2 separate regions of the Homo sapiens genome follow, and region 2 is linked to region 1. Evidence: read pairs that join two places in POLR2A ChIA-PET (ENCODE). Cell type or tissue: OCI-LY7. All regions are shown on one strand. Links, peaks and the distances in the headings refer to the core of each region. The heading gives the core; the rest is flanking DNA.

Evidence for each region. Peaks named below come from ENCODE experiments on the same cell type or tissue, not always from the same donor. Only the 100,000 strongest peaks of a DNase experiment are listed, where the experiment ranks them.
Region 2: POLR2A ChIA-PET joins it to region 1 with 10 read pairs; 8 of 35 experiments call an interaction of 5 or more read pairs at or near these places.

The regions. Positions count from the first base shown.
Region 1 is chr17:42,702,904-42,708,483 of GRCh38, forward strand. EZH1 (enhancer of zeste 1 polycomb repressive complex 2 subunit) reads right to left here. Exons shown (of 21, transcript NM_001991.5): 15 at 5,055-5,180; 16 at 3,104-3,282; 17 at 2,185-2,280; 18 at 1,699-1,780; 19 at 837-917; 20 at 1-58. It overlaps MIR6780A (microRNA 6780a), which reads right to left and starts at 5,248; the gene lies at 5,181-5,248. RefSeq lists an enhancer at 1,947-2,587. In OCI-LY7, for the core only: no CTCF peak of the experiment used is centred there; a DNase peak (open chromatin) is centred at 2,308; H3K27ac peaks cover 1,402 bases.
Region 2 is chr17:42,783,299-42,790,258 of GRCh38, forward strand. WNK4 (WNK lysine deficient protein kinase 4) reads left to right here. Exons shown (of 19, transcript NM_032387.5): 3 at 639-859; 4 at 1,124-1,281; 5 at 1,799-1,887; 6 at 1,968-2,184; 7 at 3,980-4,244; 8 at 4,480-4,601; 9 at 4,832-4,890; 10 at 4,992-5,109; 11 at 5,383-5,499. Among named protein-coding and RNA genes, the nearest start is that of WNK4, 6.2 kb to the left of the region's middle. RefSeq lists enhancers at 1-831, 737-1,368. In OCI-LY7, for the core only: no CTCF peak of the experiment used is centred there; no DNase peak of the experiment used is centred there.

The DNA.
Region 1 (5,580 bases), core at 200-5,199:
GCTTGAATTGCCCTCTTGGCAAAGATCCCAATCCGATGGTCTCCATTCACCATGACCACTGCAAGCAGGATAAACCCGAGGCTAGGTTCCTACCCAACTCCAAGTCAATAACCAGTAGGCTTCTGGGTTGATTTTCTCCAAATTCCCAGTGAAAACATGAATCAAATGGAATTAGAAAGTAGTCAATATGGTAGTTGCCTCTATGCTTTTAGATCTGTTATTATGGCAGAAAAATTATCTTTATTATTATTATAAGTGGGGTTTTTTGTTTTGTTTTGTTTTGTTTTTTGAGACAGAGTCTTGCTCTGTTGCCCAGGCTGGAGTGCAGTGGCATGATCTTGGCTCATTGCAACCTCTGCCTCCAGGGTTCAAGCGATTCTTGTGCCTCAGCCACCTGAGTAGCTGGGACTACAGGTGCACACCACCACGCCCCCCAGCTGATTTTTGTATTTTTAGTAGAGATGGGGTTTCACCATGTTTGCTAGGCTGGTCTTGAACTCCTGGCCTCAAGTGATCCACCTGCCTCAGCCTCCCAAAGTGCTGGGATTACAGGCGTAAGCCACCACACCCAGCCTATTATTATTTTGTGAGATGGGTCTCACTATGTTGCTCAGGCTGGTTAAATCATGTTTGTGGGAAAGTGTTTATAATGTATTCGCTGAAAAAAGCAGATTAGAAAACTAAGATTGAGAGGGGCCTAAAATGATACCAGATATTAATCATGATTATCTTTGGACAAAAAATAGCTCAGCTAAGGAAAATGTTCAACAACGAATGGAAATCACAGTAAAGAGGCATCCATCCCCCACCCCACCTCCCAGGTTACTGGGACTCACCTTTGGCATAACAGTTGGGATTCACTGAATGATTTGCAAATCGAATTTTGTTTCCTTTCCGAGTAGCATCCACTACAAAATCTGTATAAAGTAAATCAAGGAAAACCATAAGCACAGCAGGCAATTCCACAGCTTCTCAGCTTGAATTTAAAATCAGTTAAATGGTAACAGAAACACTTTAGTCTGATGGGAATGTTGAAGCCCAGTGTGCTAACAGGAGCAGAGGAAAGCATGCAGCCTCAGAATTCAGCCTTGTGTGGGAGCACTCCCTTTGGGTCCCTCTTTGAATTATGGATCTTCTCATCTACTGGGCAGGGAGATTTCTCAGGTAAAGACGCTCAGCACTCCTATTACAAACAGAACCCAGAAATGGAGGTTCTTCCAAAGCAAGGGCACTGTGGCCTGTGGGATCCCCAAGTGTGATCCTGCCCCCTTGCTCTATGCATCTGCTGGAAGATTCGGAGCTGATCTAAACTTGGACTACAGCAAGGGCAATCTGGTAGAAAGATCACCTTGGGGCCAAGTGCGGTGGCTTACTCCTGTAATCCTAGCACTTTGGGAGGCCGAGGCGGGTGGATCACTTGAGGCCAGGAGTTCGATACCAGCCTGGCCAACATGGTGAAACCCAGTCTCTACTAAAAATACAAAAATATTAGCCGGGCATGGTGGCAGGTGCTTGTAGTCCCAGCTACTCGGGAGGCTGAGGCAGGAGAATCACTTGAACCCGGGAGGCAGAGGGTAGAGGCTACAGTGAGCCAAGATCGCACCATTGCACCCTAGCCTGGGCAACAGAGCAAGACTCCGTCTCAAAAAAAGAAAAAAAAAAAAGACCACCTTGGGATGAGACAAAGTGACTTCATACCATTATTGAGGTTGAAGAGGAAGCTGGACATGTATTTGTCATAGACCTTTCCGCGTCGATCAGCCTCATCCTGAGAGATGAGCTAGAGAGATAGACAAATAACAAATAGGAGTATCAGGCTGCCTGCTCAGGGCATGGTACCCTGCCCCCAGAAAGGGCTGGGTGGTATCTCACATGGGTGCTTACTGAGCATCATGATGAGAATCACAAGAGAGCAAGTTCAAGTTATGCTGTTCCAATTCCCACCCAGGCCAACCAGTTTTAAGGCTGAAAAGAGCCCCCCTCATCTCTTGTGTCTGGAGTTGCCAAAGAGTTGAACAGTGGTTTCAGTACTGCAAACGGTTCTGTGGGATCTCCCCAAGAGGCCACGTGAGAACACAGCTGAGTTATTTAGAGATTAATTCAAAGAAGCCTGGCCCACAGAAAATCAGAGTTTCTCATCAGTCTCCCCCGAGTAAGAATGTGGGCCAAAACTATAGCACTCACCTCACCACAGTATTCAGAAATGAATTCGTTCTTCTGCACAGACTCCTTTATGAAGGTGCCCCATCCGGCCACATCAGAGGGGGCCAGCAGCAGGTGCTGGGGAAGAGGGGGCCAAGTCTCAGACTACAGGGTGTGCATGAGTAGGGGGTGTGTGCTGGATGTGCACATGTGTGGTGGGGGTGGGGTGGAAAGAACCAGCAACTGTTAAGAGGATCTGAAAGCAGAAAAAGGTCTAACCCATTCTTTTCTGCTTGGGAGAGAAAAGAAAATGGGAGGTGGTGACGAACGGAAATAGGATATCTCTTCCTTTATCCATGGAGCCCTCCTGGGCCTTAGTCTATAGGAATTCACTGCAATGTGTGAGGTAAACATAGACATCACCAAAGGTGCATACACCTCGCAGCTCCTTTTTGTCTGGCCAGTTCAAGGAACCACTTTTCTTTCTCTTTTTGGAGATGGAATCTCACTCTGTCCCAGGCTGGAGTGCAGTGGTGCGATCTCGGCTTGCTGCAACCTCCACCTCCCAGGTTCAAGCGATTCTCCTACCTCAGCCTTCTGAGTAGCTGGGATTACAGGCATGCACCACCATGCCTGGCTAATTTTTATATTTTTAGTAGAGACAGGGTTTCACCATGTTGCCCAGGCTGGTCTCGAACTCTTGACCTCATGATCCGCTGGCCTCGGCCTCCCAAACTGCTGGGATTACAGGCATGAGCCACCACACCTGGCCAGGAACCATTTTTCTAAGCCCTACTGGGACTGAAGCCTTTATTAATTCAGTAAATATGTGTCTTTTAGGATTTATCAAGCACTTTCACATATAAAGCCTCAAAAGAACCAGTGGAAAGAGAATGCTTGGGACCGTTCCTTCCTTCCCCCTCCATTTTATGTGGTGTGGGGTCCTGAGGAAAGGCCTCACCTTCTTAAGTCCACGCTGGATGCTGCAGTTTTTACAGGAAACCACCTTGCAGTCCCAGTGCTCTGAGGCCCCACAGGTGAGACACAGGTCAGGGTCACATTCTCGCACTGCCAGATAGCAAGGACATTGCTTGGTATTGCACTGGGTCTTACAGCGACAGCCAGGGAAACGATTCTGACCTGGGAAGGGAAGACAGGTAAGTCTTAGAAGGGAAATAAGCTAATACTGGGGCTTGTGGTTGACTCAAGGGACAGCAAAGAAGTAAATTTTTTGTGTTCAAGGATGTTTGGCAAAATAAGAGGAAGCTCCCTTCCCAATAATCAAATACACAAGTTTTGTCCATAGAAAACTGAGTGCTTCCCAACATTCATGCCTTCGAGTCAAAAAAGCAGGTGTGGTCAAGCATGGTGGCTCATGCCTGTAATCCTAGCACTTTGGGAGGCCAAGGCAGGAGAATCACCTGAGCCCAGGAGTTCAAAACCAGGCTGGGCAACATAGGGAGATCCTGTCTCCACAAAAAAATTAAAAAAAAAAATAGCCATGTGTGGTGACACCTGCCTGTAGTCCCAGGCTTGATGGATGTAGGGGGATGAATGGCTTGAGCCAGGGAGGTTGAGGCTGCAGTGAGCCATAATTGTGCCACTTCTCTCCAGCCTGAGCAACAGAGCTGAGATCCTGTCTCAAAAAAATTTAAAAAATGAAAAAAAAAGCAGGTATACTAATAAGAAGTGTCCCCTAGAGATTCCCCAACAATCCTCTCCCTCCCACTGAGGTGGAGAGTACCCCAGAGAATATGAAATCAGTGTGTTTCACTGGTAAATTGTCACCATCAAAACAAGTATCATTTTGAGAACAGAATGCATCCGTTCTATGCCATCCTTCTCCACCCACTGCCCAACCCAGCGCAACCACTTCTCTGCTGCGGCTAAGATCACTATCTGCTATGGGTTAGGAGGTATTTCCTCCAGCAAAACCGCCTGGGCACCAAGTTCTGCAAGCTGTGGGGACTGCCATCAAACTGCTCAGCTTTGAGTTGGGAAGGGCATGGTGGGATAAGAAGTAAAAGATAAGTACCCGGATGTCTCTGCTGACATCCAGGCCCCTGTCTTCTACCTGATATTAAAACTCCAGCTATGAAATGAAAATAGACATACACAGAATCACAAACAAAAAATATCTGAATAAAAAATTTTTTAAAACAGTATTCAGAAAAGGGAAACTGGGGCTGTAACTTAAAAAAAAAAAAAAGAGTCCCACATTTCTTTTCTTTTTGAGACAGAGTCTTGCTCTGTTGCCCAGGCTGGAGTGCAGTGGCACAATCTTGGCTCACTGGCAGCCTCTGCCCTCTGGGTTCAAGCAGTTCTTGTGCCTCAGCCTCCCAAGTAGCTGGGACTACAAGCATGTACCACCATGTCTGGCTAATTTTTGTATTCTTAGTAGAGACGGGGTTCACCATGTTGGCCAGGCTGGTCTTGAGTCCTGACCTTAAGTGATCTGCCCGACTTGGCCTTCCAAGTGCTGGGATTATAGGCGTGAGCCACCACACCTGGCCTAATTTTTTTATTTTTAGTAGAGATGAGGTTTCGCCAAGTTGGCCACGCTGGTCTTGAACTCCTGACCTCAAGTGATCCGCCTACCCAAAGTGCTGGGATTACAGGCGTGAGTGACTGCGCCTGCTGCCCCCCACATTTCTTAATTCTCCCCTAGAAGACAAAGTTGGGAAAGTATCTGATTTCTGTGTAATTGCTGCTTTTAGAATCATGAACCTAAACGTTTTCCAGAAACGACTCTCCCAGATCTCATGCACTTATTTCATTTGTAGAATCCCTAAAACACAGCAAAGGGGATATCAGAAGGCCATAAGCAGTAAAGGGCACAGGAATGGGGCAAGCCTAGGGCACACTGGAGCCAACTGTTTTGGTAGACTATACAGAAAACGTAGCACACTTACAGTCTGGGTTGCACTGGCAGAACTTCTCACAGAAATTCTGAGTCATGATGCAGGGGCAGGTGCTGTCACAGGGGCGGTCTGGGTGGTCGCAGGGTTGGTAGTTGTACACTTGTGTGGAAGAGTTATCTAGGAAAGAAAACAGAGGAGGATGCTGCTGTGACCATACTCTCCAGCTGTCTTCCCTCCCAAGTGTCCAGCTGCCCTGATTCAGAGGAGGCTGGTCCTAACAATCTCCTTGGACACACATTTAGCACCTGAAGTGAGAAGACAGGGATGACCGTTGTTCATAAGCTGCAGTGGGGTGATCTGCTTTGTGGGGAGGGTGTGGAGATGGTCTGGGACAACAGGGAAGCTATTCTAAACATTAAATGAGGTCTGGAACCTAGCAAATGGCACACTAGAAAAGTCACATACTGGCCAGGCACAGTGGCTCACGCCTGTAATCCCAGCACTTTGCGAGGCCGAGGCAGGTGGATCATTTGAGGTCAGGAGTTCGAGACCAGCCTGGCCAACATGGTGAAACCCC
Region 2 (6,960 bases), core at 907-5,906, 81 kb after region 1:
CCTCTAAGCGATCCTATCTTCCTGCAGCCTGGAGAATCTTTCCCAGTTGAAAATCTGAACTGTCACTCCCCTCCTTAAAACCCCTTCAAAGTTTCTCATGGCCTTGGAATAAAGCCCACACAGGCTCACCTGTTCACAAAGTCCTTAGGATACAGCCTCACTTTCAGCCTAAGCTCCAGACACACCAAATTCCTGGCACCTCCTCCCACCCTGCCTTGTCACTGGCTTTTTCTGTGCCTTTGAGCACGGTGTCCTGTCTGCCTGGGAAGTCTCCATCCCTTCCCCCTTTCACCTTTGAGCTCCTACTCATCATTCAAGATGCAACACAAAAGTATTTCCTCTCCGAAGCTCTCCCTCATGCTTGGGGCAGTTAGTCATCCCTTCCTGCGCTCCCACAGCACCTTGGCCGAGGCCCTATCTATCAATTTACTTCCCAACCCGTTTGGTAACGTCATGTCTATCCACCATGCCCCCTGACTCAGTTTCTCCCTGGGGCCGGGCAGACATAGGCTAGGAGAATGCTGGCAGAAGATGCGGAGGCGGCAGCAGGGTGCGGCAGGGGGGAACTTCCCAGTGGGGGGCTCCTTCCCGGAGGACGTGTCCCCCCACCAGGACTCTGGCTATGCGCCCTCCCCCAGGTACCTGAGGCGGTTCCGGGAGATGAAGCCGCGGGTCCTTCAGCGCTGGAGCCGCCAAATCCTGCGGGGACTTCATTTCCTACACTCCCGGGTTCCTCCCATCCTGCACCGGGATCTCAAGTGCGACAATGTCTTTATCACGGGACCTACTGGCTCTGTCAAAATCGGGGACCTGGGCCTGGCCACGCTCAAGCGCGCCTCCTTTGCCAAGAGTGTCATCGGTGCGTCTCTCCAGGAGGGTCCATGCCATTCCTTCCTCCCCCACCTCAGAAGAGAACCTGGGGACTCCCTCCCCTCAGCAAGGGCCTTCAAGGTCCACAAAACTACCAGACGACAGGGAAGCTGAGGAGACCTATGGCACCCACCTCAACCCCACTGTGGGCCGGGGTCACTTGCACTCGCAGGGTTGCCTGGGGCTGCCTAGCCCAGTGGGAAGGACGAGGCCAGAGTGCCCAGCAATCTGATCCCTGCTGTGGACCCTACAGGGACCCCGGAATTCATGGCCCCCGAGATGTACGAGGAAAAGTACGATGAGGCCGTGGACGTGTACGCGTTCGGCATGTGCATGCTGGAGATGGCCACCTCTGAGTACCCGTACTCCGAGTGCCAGAATGCCGCGCAAATCTACCGCAAGGTCACTTCGGTGAGAGGGATGGGGCTGGCGGGAAAGGCAATTCCAGGGCCACTTCCCCTTTTCCTGCGCCGGCCAGCCCGCAGTCAATGCCCTTTGCCTGCACGAAAACAGGCTAGACACAGAGTCGCCTTGGTGAACACAGAAGGATATTGAGTGCACACGCGCCCCCACCAGTACACGCTATTTAGAATAATAATATGTGTGGTGCTCCCAAGAGTTCACAAATGATTTCGCATCCCATCTCTCATCCAATCCTTCCAGCTGCCCTGTGAGGTGAGCGGGGCAAATGTTCCACCCTGCGATTTACAGATGAACAAACAGCGGGAGACTTGTTCAAGATCACACTGTAAATACTTGGGGGGGGGGCGGGGATTAGGATTTGAAATCACATCTTCCAGTAGCAGTCAGGCTTTTGCAACTGCACGCGCAGCTGCCTAAGGAGGGAGTGGAGTAAGGGGTGGGGGGTGGTGTCAAGCCGAGAGCTGGGGATCAGAGGACGGGAGGTGTCATGCAACCCCTTCCCCAGGGCAGAAAGCCGAACAGCTTCCACAAGGTGAAGATACCCGAGGTGAAGGAGATCATTGAAGGCTGCATCCGCACGGATAAGAACGAGAGGTGGGGGTGAAAGGGCAGAGCGTGGGTAGAATAGGGCCGCGGGCCGCGGCGGGCTCGGCTCACCCACGCGTCACCCTCAGGTTCACCATCCAGGACCTCCTGGCCCACGCCTTCTTCCGCGAGGAGCGCGGTGTGCACGTGGAACTAGCGGAGGAGGACGACGGCGAGAAGCCGGGCCTCAAGCTCTGGCTGCGCATGGAGGACGCGCGGCGCGGGGGGCGCCCACGGGACAACCAGGCCATCGAGTTCCTGTTCCAGCTGGGCCGGGACGCGGCCGAGGAGGTGGCACAGGAGATGGTGAGCGGAGGACAGACTGTGCTGCCACTGGACGTGTAAAGGACATTGACTCGAGGGGACAGTGCAACAGGGATGGGGCGCAGGAGGGGTGGCAGCGATGGGGGCGGGGCACCTCACCCCTCTCAAAATCTCCTGCAGCGTCTCCCTACCTCTCCAGCCCTAACTTACCCGCACGCACACCCAGTTTTCCTTTACAGAGGGAGCCCTGGGTCCTCCAGCGTCCCTGCTTTACCTCCAGCTGATCTGTTCTTCCTGGGATGCCCTTCTTGCCAATTCATCTTTTCCTTCTTTCCTCCCTCCCCATTTTTCTTTTTCTTTTTCTTCCAATATGATCAGAACCATCGATTTCGGGAAGCCGTCCCCTTTGGAGTCAAACTTAAATGCTTCTTTCCACTTCAGCATGTTCTCGGTTACAGCACTCCCCACTATCGGTCCTGTCTTAAACCTGAATAAGTTCCTATCTTTCTTCTCCACTAGACTATAAACTCCCTGAGGGCAGAGACTGTGTTTTATCGATTCTTCTATCCCTGGCAGTGCTTGGCACATAGTAAGAGCTCATTAATAGCCTACATCTGTACATGGCTTAAAGCACTTTCACATGCATTTGATCTTTGCTACCCATCCTGCATAGGGGGCAGTTTTATCTCAACTTGTTGATGAGGAAATGGAAATTCAGAGAGGTTGAATACCTTGTCCAGGGCCCCAAGTAAGTAAGTGGAAGAGCTGGATTGAAACTGAGGTGGTTCAGATTTTAAATCAGGTTACCCTTCCCCACCTCCTTTACTCATTCAGCAAAGCTTGCGGCTAAAAGGAATGAGGAGGTGATGAATGGAAGCTGGTAGAAGGGGAGAGGCATAAGATGCAAGGGCAGAAGCTTGGGGGCTGGCTTAGGAAGTCCTGAAGGGAGTATGGGATTCTTTTTTTGGGAGTAATGGAGTCTCACTCTGTCACCCAGGCTGGAGTGCAGTGGCGCTATCTCAGCTCATTGCAACCTCCGCCTCCTGGGTTCAAGCAATTCTCCTGCCTCCGCCTCCTGTGTAGCTGGGATTACAGGCAAAAGCCACAACGCCCAGCTAATTTTTGTATTTTTAGTAGGAACGGGGTTTCACCATGTTGGCCAGGCTGGTCTCGAACTCCTGACCTCAAGTGACCCACTAGTCTTGGCCTCCCAAATTGCTGGGATTACAGGTGTGAGCCACCGTGCCTGGCCGAGTATGGGATTCTTAATAGAGACATGACAGTTGCAAGGGTGGAGACCACCTACGGTAGGTCAAGAATCTGAGAATGTGTTAGAAATTTAGAGCAGGTCTCCATAGCACGGCCCAACCTGACCTGAGATCAAATCTTGATCCATTGCTGACAAGGGATTCTTGGCCTTGGCACTGTTGACATGTTTGTTTTAGGGACTGTCCTGTGCATTGTAGGATGTTGAGAAGAACCCCTGGCTTCCGCTCACTAGATTCAGTAGCACCTACCCTCCAGTTGTGGCAACTAAAAATGTCTCTAGATAGTGCCAAACATCTCTTCTTCCCATTGGAAACCACTGACTTACTGTATAACTATGAACCAGCTACTTCATTAATCTCTAAAAATCGAATGGTAAGATTTATCCCACAAGGTTGTTTGGAGGATCTAGTGATGATAATGTAAGGAGCTGCCAGTTAACAGACATAGTGGGTAATCAGTAAGTGTTGGTTTTCTTCCTCCCATATCCTGGAGTTCCCAAGAAGGCGTCCTGATGGATCTTTGATAGGGGGTCCCAAGCTGTGTTCCTCATCCCCCACCCCAATTCCAGGTGGCTCTGGGCTTGGTCTGTGAAGCCGATTACCAGCCAGTGGCCCGTGCAGTACGTGAACGGGTTGCTGCCATCCAGCGAAAGCGTGAGAAGCTGCGTAAAGCAAGGGAATTGGAGGCACTCCCACCAGAGCCAGGACCTCCACCAGCAACTGTGCCCATGGCCCCCGGTCCCCCCAGTGTCTTCCCCCCTGAGCCTGAGGAGCCAGAGGCAGACCAGCACCAGCCCTTCCTTTTCCGCCACGCCAGCTACTCATCTACCACTTGTAAGTCACCCCTGATCTTGAGACGTAGGTCCCAGAACACCTTGGCCTCTGCCCCCTACCCAGAAGTTCACCCCCACAGCAGTCACTTACCCTGCCTTCCACCTCTAGCCATGAAGCTCCCTCCAGGAAGGAACTCTCCCACAGCTCCAGGCCCCTCCTTGCTTAGGCAGGCCCCATCCTCTGCCACTATTCCCTTTTATTTCCCCTTTTTTTGATCCTCTCCCTCCCCAACCAGCGGATTGCGAGACTGATGGCTACCTCAGCTCCTCCGGCTTCCTGGATGCCTCAGACCCTGCCCTTCAGCCCCCTGGGGGGGTGCCATCCAGCCTGGCTGAGTCCCATCTCTGCCTGCCCTCGGTGAGAGGGGGTCGCATGGGGGGCTCCCAGCCATTCCAAGCCTATGACCTATCTCCCTCCTTGTGAAACCCAATCTCATGATCCAGTCCCATGTCCCTGGAAATCCACCATTCTTGCCCTCCTCTTCCCTAATTCCATCTCCCTAATATCCTCCCAGCATCCTTGACACCATCTCCCTAGATCTCAACAGTTATCTTCCCCTGACCTCATGAACCCTTATCCTGTTTCAGGCTTTTGCCCTATCCATTCCACGTTCTGGCCCTGGAAGTGACTTTTCCCCCGGGGACAGGTATGTTCTGGTACAAGTTGGGGTGCCAGGGTGAGACACCTGGGGCACTGGGGTCCCAGTGTCTGCTCTGACAGTCATTCTCTCTCCTTTCTCTTTAACAGCTATGCCTCAGATGCAGCTTCAGGCCTTAGCGATGTGGGAGAAGGGATGGGACAAATGAGGAGACCCCCAGGGAGGAATCTCCGGCGCAGACCCCGATCCCGGCTGCGGGTCACTAGTGTAAGGATGGAGTACAGGAGATAGAGAGTAACCTACAGGGCCAGGAGGGAAGTGTCAGGGGGAGGCGGGGGAGGTCACCCAGAAAACGGGAGAAGCAGTGTATGACTAGTACTCAAGAGGCGGCCAGTCTGGTTTCTAATACCAGACTTTAGAGGTGGGGTCTACTTATCTCCAAGTCCATTGTGGCTGCTGTCACTTGGCTGGGGTAGGGTGGAGACACAGCATGATGAAGAGGGCTTGACCTTCTCCCCTCTGCTGACTTTGAATCTGAAGGTCTCAGACCAGAATGACAGAGTGGTTGAGTGCCAGCTACAGACCCATAACAGCAAGATGGTGACCTTCCGATTTGATCTGGATGGGGACAGCCCGGAAGAGATTGCAGCTGCCATGGTGAGGGGGAGAGAGATGAGGACAGAGTGTTTGGATCTGGAACAAGAGTCTCCTTCCTGATGTCCGCTGGGGCTGAAACCCACTGATCCGACAGCAAGCATTTTTAAATCTCTGGTTGACACTTAGCACAGTAACGCTGAAGATGTCTCAGCCCTTGTTTTGGGGGAGATTTCTGTTTATCCAGTGAGGTTTGGCTTCTCAGCTGGAGCAATTTGAGACTCACATTGACCGGGTACACACAAGTGCTACGTATAAGTGCCTGGTAGATGTGCAATACTGTGGCTGTAGGTGAAGGATGGACTGGGCAGCAGGGGCAATGAGCTTACCCAGGATCTTGGCAAATGGGCAAGAAAGGCTGTGAAGGGTGGAAAGGCCATGAAGGGTGTCCCTGTGCAGGGACAGCATAAGCAAAGGCATTCCAAGTAGAGAGTGTCTTGGAATATGGGGCTGGGAGGGCTTCATGAGGAAACCACTATCACTGGAAGTAAAGATTCCTATAGGAGAGTTGTGGGGAGTGAAGCCGGGTAGGTAGAGTGGGCCCAGATTGTAGAATAGACAATGTTAAGAGTTAGGCAGAGGCCAGGCGTGGTGGCTCACACCTGTAATCCCAGCACTTTGGGAGGCCGAGGCCGAGGCAGGCAGATCACCCGAGGTCAGGAGTTCAAGACCAGCTTGGCCAACATGGTGAAACCCCGTCTCTACTAAAAAATACAAAAATTAGCTGGGTGTGGTGGCGCATGCCTGTAGTCCCAGCTACTTGGGAGGCTGAGGCAGGAGAATTGCTTGAACCCGGGAGGCGGAGGTTGCAGTGAGCCGAGATCACACCATTGCACTCCAGCCTGGGCGACAAGAGTGAGATTCTGTCTAAAAATAAATAAATAAATAAATAAATAAATAAATAAATAAATAAATAGAGAGGCAGAGCAGGCTAGGTCCAGTGGCTCACACCTGTAATCCCAGCACTTTGGGTGGATGAAGTAGGAGGATTGCTTGAGCCCAGGGGTTCAAGACCACCCTGGTAATATAATGAGACCCTATCTCTACAAAAAATTTAAAAAATTAGCCGTGTGTGGCGGCACATGCCTGTCATCCCAACTACTTGGGAGGCTGAGGTGGGAGGATCACTTGAGCCTGGGAGGTCAAGGCTGCAGTGAGCTTTGATCACGCCACTGCACTCCAGCCTGGAAGACAGAGTGAACTTTGTCTCAAAAAAAAACAAAAACAAAAAAACAAAAAGGCACAGTGTAACGTGACAGTAGGCTTTATGAAAATCATCTGCCATGGGATGTGGAAGGGGGAAGGGAAAATACCTGGGAGGTAGACCCAGGAAGCCATCTGTGGACAAAGGAGAGAGTGGCTTATGGGAGGGAAGAGGAGAAAGGGTGAATCTGAGGGTTGTTTCGGGAAAATAAGTTACTCTGTAATCCAGTAACCTATTGACGTAGTAGAGAACATAGTACA